Regions from separate parts of the Homo sapiens genome. Here regions 1 and 3 are each linked to region 2. The links are chromatin loops, found by intact Hi-C in ENCODE. Cell type or tissue: dorsolateral prefrontal cortex. All regions are shown on one strand. Region 1 overlaps SCOC-AS1 (SCOC antisense RNA 1). Region 2 has its middle 14 kb from the start of MGST2. Region 3 has its middle 50 kb from the start of RAB33B-AS1.

Region 1 (2,500 bases), 680 kb before region 2:
CTGAGGGATGATCCCATGTAAGATGTTTAAATGGATGTCTGGTTTCAGTTTCTAACCAGCGAGAAAATCTGATGAAGATAGATAGTGGCTACAAAATAAGGAAGTGGGGAGTGATCAGGAAATGAAAACTATAAAGAAAAAGGCCACTTGGGAACTATGGGCAACTCTTTTCCAGCAGGGTGGATTGGAAGCAGAGGAGAACAGGATGGAAAATGTTTATTTTCATAGTTCAGTGGTGAATCCAGAATTTTTCTACAGGAAGAACCTGGGTCAACATTCTGATTGGCAGAAGAGAGGTGGGCAACTAGTCTTGGAAATGCATTTTATATTAGATTAAGAAAATGCTATTGTCCTTATCAAAGAATTGGAGAAAGGAAAGATTAAAAACTCTTCCAAGCATCCCCTTGGAGCCACCATTGCCCAGACTTGAGGGCTGCCACATATGGATGTTAGCCTTGCACAGAGCTGCCTAATAAGGGAAAGTGGGGTCTGAAATCCATCCCATGCTCTGCTCACCAAACCATGCCCTAAACCTCCCAGGTATGCCTTTTCCTAATTTGCATATATACCAGCCGTACGCTGCATTGATGCAATAAAAACTGTTTTTTTCATCCCAATGGGCACAAACTGTATTTATCTATTAAATTCTTGTATTAATGAAGAGAACTGCCAGCACTCAACTCTCTAACTGAAAATTATTCAGAATCTGTAAAGTGTTTTTTAAAGGTGAGCTATTCTTACTTTCATGTCCATATCCTCACAAGGCATTTATTAGTGTTAAAACTTTCAAAGTCATTTGACTCTTACTATTAAAACATGTCTACTATTGAGAAAACAAAGCCATGAATTAAATCTGACTTCAATAAATTTTCACATGCCTTCCTTGAACCAAGCAATTGATACTTGCTTATGTCTCAACTCTGCAGCCCTTGTCTGAAAATCTTGATTTGTAGCTCACTAAGGTCAGTATGTTCCTATTATTGTGGCTTTGTTGGCTCCCTCTGGTGGATAAATTATGGGAACCTTAATTTTAAGTGCTCTTTAACAAAAAGCTTCAGCATTTTTTGTTTTTTAATTTTTAATTTTTTTATTTCAGTAGGTCTTTGGGGGAACAAGTGGTGTTTGGTTACATGAAAAGTTATTTAGTGGTGATTTCTGAGATTTTGGTGCACCCAGCACCCCAGCCGTGTACACTGTACCCAATGTGTAGTCTTTCTCCCAAGTCCGCAAAGTCCAACATATCATATGAAGATTTGTATCTTCATAGCTTAGCTCCCACATATGAGTGAGAACATAGGATGTTTGTTTTTCCACTCCTGAGTTACTTCACTTAGAATAATATTCTCCAATTCCATACAGGTTGCTGCAAATGCCATTATTTCTTTTTATGACTGAGTAAATGGTATATATATACATATACCACACTTTCTTTAGCCACTCATTGACTGATGGGCATTTGGGCTGGTTTCATATTTTTGCAATTGCAAATTGTGCTGCTATAAACATGCGTGTGCAAGTATTATCTTTGTATAATGACTTCTTTTCCTCTGGGTAGATACGTAGTAGTGGGATTGCTGGATCAAATGGTAGATCTACTTTTAGCTCTTTAAGGAAACTCCACACTGTTTTCCACAGTGGCTGTACTAGTTTACATTCCCAGTTCCCAGCAGTGTAAAAGTTTTCCTTTTCACCACATCCATGCCAGCATCTATTATTTTTTTATTTTTTGATTACGGCCATACTTGCAGGAGCGAGGTGGTATTGCATTGCGGTTTTGATTTCCATTTCCCTGATAATTAGTGATATTGAGCATTTTTCCATATGCTTGTTGGCCATTTGTATATCTTCTTTTGAGAATAGTCTATTCATGTCCTTAGCCCACTTTTTGATGGGATTGTTTGTTTTTTTCTTGCTGATTTGTTTGAGTTATTTGTCAATTCTGGATATTAGTCCTTTGTCAGATGTATTTTTGCGAATATTTTCTCCCACTCTAAGGATTGTCTGTTAACTCTTCTGCTTATTTCTTTAGCTATGCAGAAGCTTTTTAGTTTAATTAAGTTCCATCTATTTGTTTTTGTTTTTGTTGCATTTGCTTTTGGGTTCTTGGTCATGAAGTCTTTGCCTAAGCAAATGTCTAATAGGGTTTTTCCAATGTTATCATCTAGAATCTTTATGGTTTCAGGTCTTAGATTTAAGTCTTTGAGCCACCTTGAGTCGATTTTTGTATAAGGTGAGAGACAAGGATCCAGTTTCATTCTCCGACATGTGGCCTGCCAATTATCCCAGCACGATTTGTTGAATAGGGTGTCCTTTTCCCAATTTATGTTTTTGCTTGCTTTGTCAAAGATCAGCTGGCTGTAAGTATTTGGGTTTATTTCTGGGTTCTCTATTCTGTTCCTCTGGTCTATGTGCGTATTTTTATACCAATACGATGCTGTTTTGGTGACTGTGGCCTTATAGTATAGTTTGAAGTTGGGTAATGTGATGCCTTCAGATTTGT
Region 2 (2,500 bases):
CAGATATATATTTTTTAAAAACTGGGAGGAGAAGTGCAGGCGCAGTGGCTCACGCCTGTAATCCCAGCACTTTGGGAGACCAAGGCATGTAGATCACAAGGTCAGGAGTTCAAGACCAGCCTGGCCAATATGGTGAAACCCCGTCCGTACTAAAAATAAAAAAATTAGCTGGGCGTGGTGGCAGGCACCTGTAGTCTCAGCTACTCAGGAGGCTGAGGCAGGAGAATCGCTTGAACCCAGGAGGCGGAGGTTGCAGTGAGTTGACAGTGTACCACTGCACTCCAGCATGGGCGACAGACCAAGATTCTGTCTTAAAAAACAAAACAAAACAAAACAAAAAACTGGGAGGGGAAAATATTTTTTTATTTTCTAATATGTTAGAACCCTTTCTCAATGTGTAACTCTCCTCATTCTTCTCCCTCTCATCTTTAACCAAAATTGTAAATGTTCTACATGTGCATCATGTTAGTCTATCAGGTGTTATTTAGATAATTGGTGCCTTTGACTTACATTCTTGTAAACGTTGCTTTAGTTCATAAACTCATAATATTCCCAGACCTGAAGCCTGTCTTAAAATTGATAATGTAAATCATCTAGGTCTGAATGCCTAAAGTGATGGGGAGCTCACCACCTCTTGTTTCTGGTCATAGGTAGGTGAGATCCCTTCTGCAGCAAGAAGTCAGGGGCAGGCCTGTGACACTAGCTCTGATTCCTGCAAATGACCAAATGAGGGGCAGGGCCTGGTGGTCTCCCAGTCCCAGCTGAGGCTCCCATGACCTGCACCCTCCTGCCCTCCCAACTCTCAGGTTCTCCCAACAGCCCTCCCCCAGCTAATTTCATAAAAGGCACTAAAAACTTTTGATCAGTCACAAAATCATGGGAAGAGAAAGAAATACAAGAAGAGAGAAAGAAGGGAAAGTGGCGTGAATCATTAACAAAGGCACCACATCCCTGATACTGTACTGTTCTGGGTGCTTTTTTCTCAATGAATTCTCACAAAATCCTGTTGGTATTAGTGATTCATATTTCTTACATATAGAAACTGAGTCGCAAAGAGGTTATTACTTAACTTGCCCAAGATCGTACAGCTAATAAGATGCAGAGATAGAGTCCACTTTTGACTCCAGTCCAGTGCTCTTTGCACTATTGCTTTCTTCCCAGGAGTCATTGTATCCACTCCTCTTAAAGAAAGGAAGGCGTTAAGTTTGGGATAGACTGTGTATGCACAAGAACCACTGTACCTCTCCCTGAACGCCACCAGATGGCGCAGTGGAAGGCTAAAATCCTGTTGCTTTTTATCAGTTCACTTGGCGAGACAGGCGTGGGGGAGGCCAGCTGCAGGGAGAATGTCAAAACAGAGTTCTATTTAGGAAAATGAAGCCTTCTGCCTGCCCCGTCTCCCACCGGGATCCTTGGATGGCTCTCGGCAGACTATAAATGAATTCGCTTCTTTCTTCCTTCCCCATCCTACTGCTAACCCACATCTCTGATTCTATTTTCTCTCCATCTCTGACACAAGGGCACTAGTTCCACCCACATCAGAGAATAGTGTGTCCTGAAGACAGAGAGGAGCAGGCAAGATGGGTGGTAGGGAGAATCAAGACCTGCAGTTCCCTGTAGCAACTGGAGGGGCATTTCCCAGACATATCCCTTCCTGCCTGCTTACCCAACACGCACACACACACACACACACACACCATAACACAGACATGCACAACACACACATATCATAACACACACACATCTCATAACACCATAACATGCACATATCATAACATACACATACACATGAACATGCACACAACACACAAGTGCTAATCTAAGGGCCCTGTCTTAGCCTGATGTGGCTGCCATAATAAAGTACCACACACTATGTGGCTTAAACCAGCTTGAGGGAGACCAGCTGCAGGGAGAACGTCAAAAAAGAGTGCTATTTAGGAAAATGAAGCCTTCTATTTTCTCAGAGATCTATTTTCTCACAGTTCTGGAAGCTGTAAGTCCAAGATCAAGGTGTGGATAGGTTTTGTTTCTTCCGATACCTCTCTCCTGGGCTTGCAGATAGCTGCCTTCTCACTGTGTCCTCACAGGGTCTTTTCTATGTGCACCCTGGTGTCTCTCTGTGTGTCCTAATCTCCTTTTCGGACACCAGTCAGATTGCATTAGAGCCCATCCTAACAGCCTTATTTTAACTTCATCACCACAACCCCACCACCTTTTTTTTTTACTTTAAAGACAGGGCATCACTCTGTTGCCCAGGCTGGAGTGCAGTGGCGTGAACATGGCTCACTGCAGACTCAACCTCCCGGGCTCAAGTGATCCTCTCACCTCAGCCTCCGGAGTTGCTGGGACTACAGGTGTGTGCCACCACGCCCACCTAATTTTTAAATTTTTTCTAGAGACAGGGGTCTCCCTATGTTGCCCAGGCTGACCTCGAACTCTTGGCCTAGAGCAATCCTCCCACCTCAGCCTCCCAAATTGCTGGGATTTCAGGCATAAGTCA
Region 3 (2,500 bases), 250 kb after region 2:
AAAAGATAAATTCTATATGATCTCATTTATATAAGACTCTAGGAAATGCAAACTAATCTACACATACAGAAAACTGAGGGCAGGTACTGAGAAGGGTAGGAGGGGGGCGTTACAGAGAGGCATGAGGAAACTTTTTGGGGTGATAGATATGTTTACTACTTTGATTGTAAGGATGAGGTCGCAACTCTGTGCGTGTCAGTGGTATATTTTAATATGAACGGCTTATTTTATGTAAATTCTACCCCTATAAAGCTGTTTTTTTTAAAAAAAAAAACTTCTCTTTGAGAGACATCACCTTTGTCTTTTAAACCATCTAATGTTGAATCTAAAAGTTCAGTGTAAAGTTTAATAAAATCAGAGTGTGTATGTGTCTTAATTTCCAGGACATATAATCATAGTGATTAAGCCAAAAGTGCTTATATGATTACCTATAAACTATCATAGTTAAATGACTAAATACCCTGCATAAGGTAAAATGATTATTTTATTCCTATAGATTGAAATTGCCCAACTTTTTATTAGAGAATAATAGATTAGAGGGCATGTTGGCTCATACCTGTAAGCCCAATGCTTTGGGAGGCTGAAGCGGGAGGATCCCTTGAGGCCAGGAGTTGAAGATCAGCTTGGGCAACATAGCAAGACCACATCTCTACAAAAAAATTTAAAATAAAATGTTTATCCAAGCATAGTGGCACTCACTCACCTGTAGTACTAGCTGCTGAGGAAGCTGAGGCCTGGAGTTCAAACTGCACAACGCTGCACTTCAACCTATGTGACAAAGTGAGATCCTATCTCTAAAATAATTAATTCAGTTTTTATAATTAGGGAACATTTAAATTCAGATTATAAGTAAAAAATGGAATAAACAGTCCTGTTACCTGATATGGTTTGGATCTCCATCCCTACCCAAATCTTATGTTGAAATGTAATCCCCAATGCTGGAGGTGGGGCCTGGTGGGAGATGATTGGATCATGGTGGTGGTTTCTCATGGTTTAACACCATCGTCCCCTGGTGCTGTCGCCGTGATGATGAATTCTCACGAGATCTGGTTGGTTTAAAAGTGTGTGGCACCTCCCCCTTCTCTCTTGCTCCTGCTCCTACCATGTGAGATGCCTTGGTCCCCCTTTGCCTTCCGCCATGATTCAGAGTTCTCTGAGGCCTCCCCAGAAGCAGATGCTGCCATGCTTTCTGTACAGCCTGCAGAACCGTAAGCCAATTAAACCTCTTTTCTTATACATTACCCAGTGTCAGATATTTCTTTATAGCAGTGTGAGAATGGATTAATACACTACGTCATGCAAAATGTAAAAACAGGCAACTCACTGAGAGTAAACCTAATCAACTTGTTCATTTAGATATAAACTGTAGAGACGACACTGCCATCTAGTTGTTGAATACTGAGTATACTGTTGAAACATTCTTGACAATGTTCTATTTCTCTTTTGTAGACTTACAAGGAACACACAGAAGCCCCTAACCAATTACATCTCCTTCCTAGGAGTGTGAATGTGACTGCCATAGTGCAGCCCATGCTGCCCCTGGTAATTATATGCCTCAACCCAAGCAGGTGATTATGTATCCTGTGACTACCTCATGCTCAAGGCTCTTCCATATTACACAAACACACACACTCATACTCAAAAGCAAAACAAAAATAAAACAATCTGCTTGATCCCTGCCCTATAGAGATTAGTCTAGTCAGGGAAACATACAACTAAGCATTCGAATACAGTGTAGTGGGTGCTACGAGAGCAGAAGTACAGAAAATATGTAAGCTCCAACAAGCACCAGCAGGAGTTAAAGGTTTAGGGAAAATTAGTGGGAAGTTTATCTAAAATGAAAGCAGTGGATAAGAGGAGATGAGATTCTGCAGTGTCCTGTAAGCTATTTTATTCTAGAAGCAGTGGAAAGCTTTGAACTTTTTGAAAGACCTTAAGCAAGGAAAGGAAGTAATTAGATTTGTATGTCAGAAATAATATTCTGGTTTTAGTATACAGAATGGATTAAAAGGAGGTAAGATTAGAGGCAGGGAGAGCTTGTTAATTTAAGCAAGAGTAATTTAAGCAAGAGATGATGGTACTAAGCTAGGATTATAAACATGGAAATGGAGAGAAGTTGGAGGGTTTGAAAGATGTTCTGCAGATATAATAAATATGACTTGCTGAAAGCCAACTGTGGAGAATTAGGAAGATGGAAACACCAAAGATGACTTCCATGTTTCTGACTTCACAACTGAGTGCATGGTGGTGTCCAAAAAGTGGAGGAGCAGGTTTTGAGATAATAAAATTCATTTTTACTCCTATTGAGCTGGAGGCACTCACGGTGTATCTAAGAACAAACATCTATTTGACAACTGAATATATGGTGTGATGCTCACTATAGAGATCTGGACGCTTCAGCACATACATTATCGCTGACACACTGGGGTAGACATAAGGCACGCTGAGTCTATTTCAGGAAATGTGCCTAGACTTAAAATAGATATGCACATAGAGTGGA

The links. A loop is a pair of places that touch in the nucleus more often than their neighbours do. Peaks named below come from ENCODE experiments on the same cell type or tissue, not always from the same donor. Only the 100,000 strongest peaks of a DNase experiment are listed, where the experiment ranks them.
Region 1: a loop joins it to region 2, with 3 times the contacts of the local background. A loop is called at or near these places in 14 of 110 quality-filtered maps.
Region 3: it touches region 2 in a loop (2.3-fold over the local background); 22 of 110 quality-filtered maps call a loop at or near these places.

Annotation. Positions count from the first base shown.
Region 1 is chr4:140,329,012-140,331,511 of GRCh38, reverse strand. The region is part of intron 2 of SCOC-AS1 (SCOC antisense RNA 1); the gene reads left to right. It also overlaps a transcript of SCOC not described here. Among named protein-coding and RNA genes, the nearest start is that of SCOC-AS1, 43 kb to the left of the region's middle. In dorsolateral prefrontal cortex, a CTCF peak has its summit at 1,003 (motif pointing left); no DNase peak of the experiment used is centred here.
Region 2 is chr4:139,650,544-139,653,043 of GRCh38, reverse strand. No RefSeq gene overlaps it. Among named protein-coding and RNA genes, the nearest start is that of MGST2, 14 kb to the left of the region's middle. RefSeq lists a silencer at 1,195-1,489. In dorsolateral prefrontal cortex, CTCF peaks have their summits at 1,038 and 1,257 (motif pointing right); a DNase peak (open chromatin) is centred at 1,283; H3K4me3 peaks cover 618 bases; H3K27ac peaks cover 452 bases.
Region 3 is chr4:139,402,547-139,405,046 of GRCh38, reverse strand. No RefSeq gene overlaps it. Among named protein-coding and RNA genes, the nearest start is that of RAB33B-AS1, 50 kb to the left of the region's middle. In dorsolateral prefrontal cortex, CTCF peaks have their summits at 1,152 and 1,360; no DNase peak of the experiment used is centred here.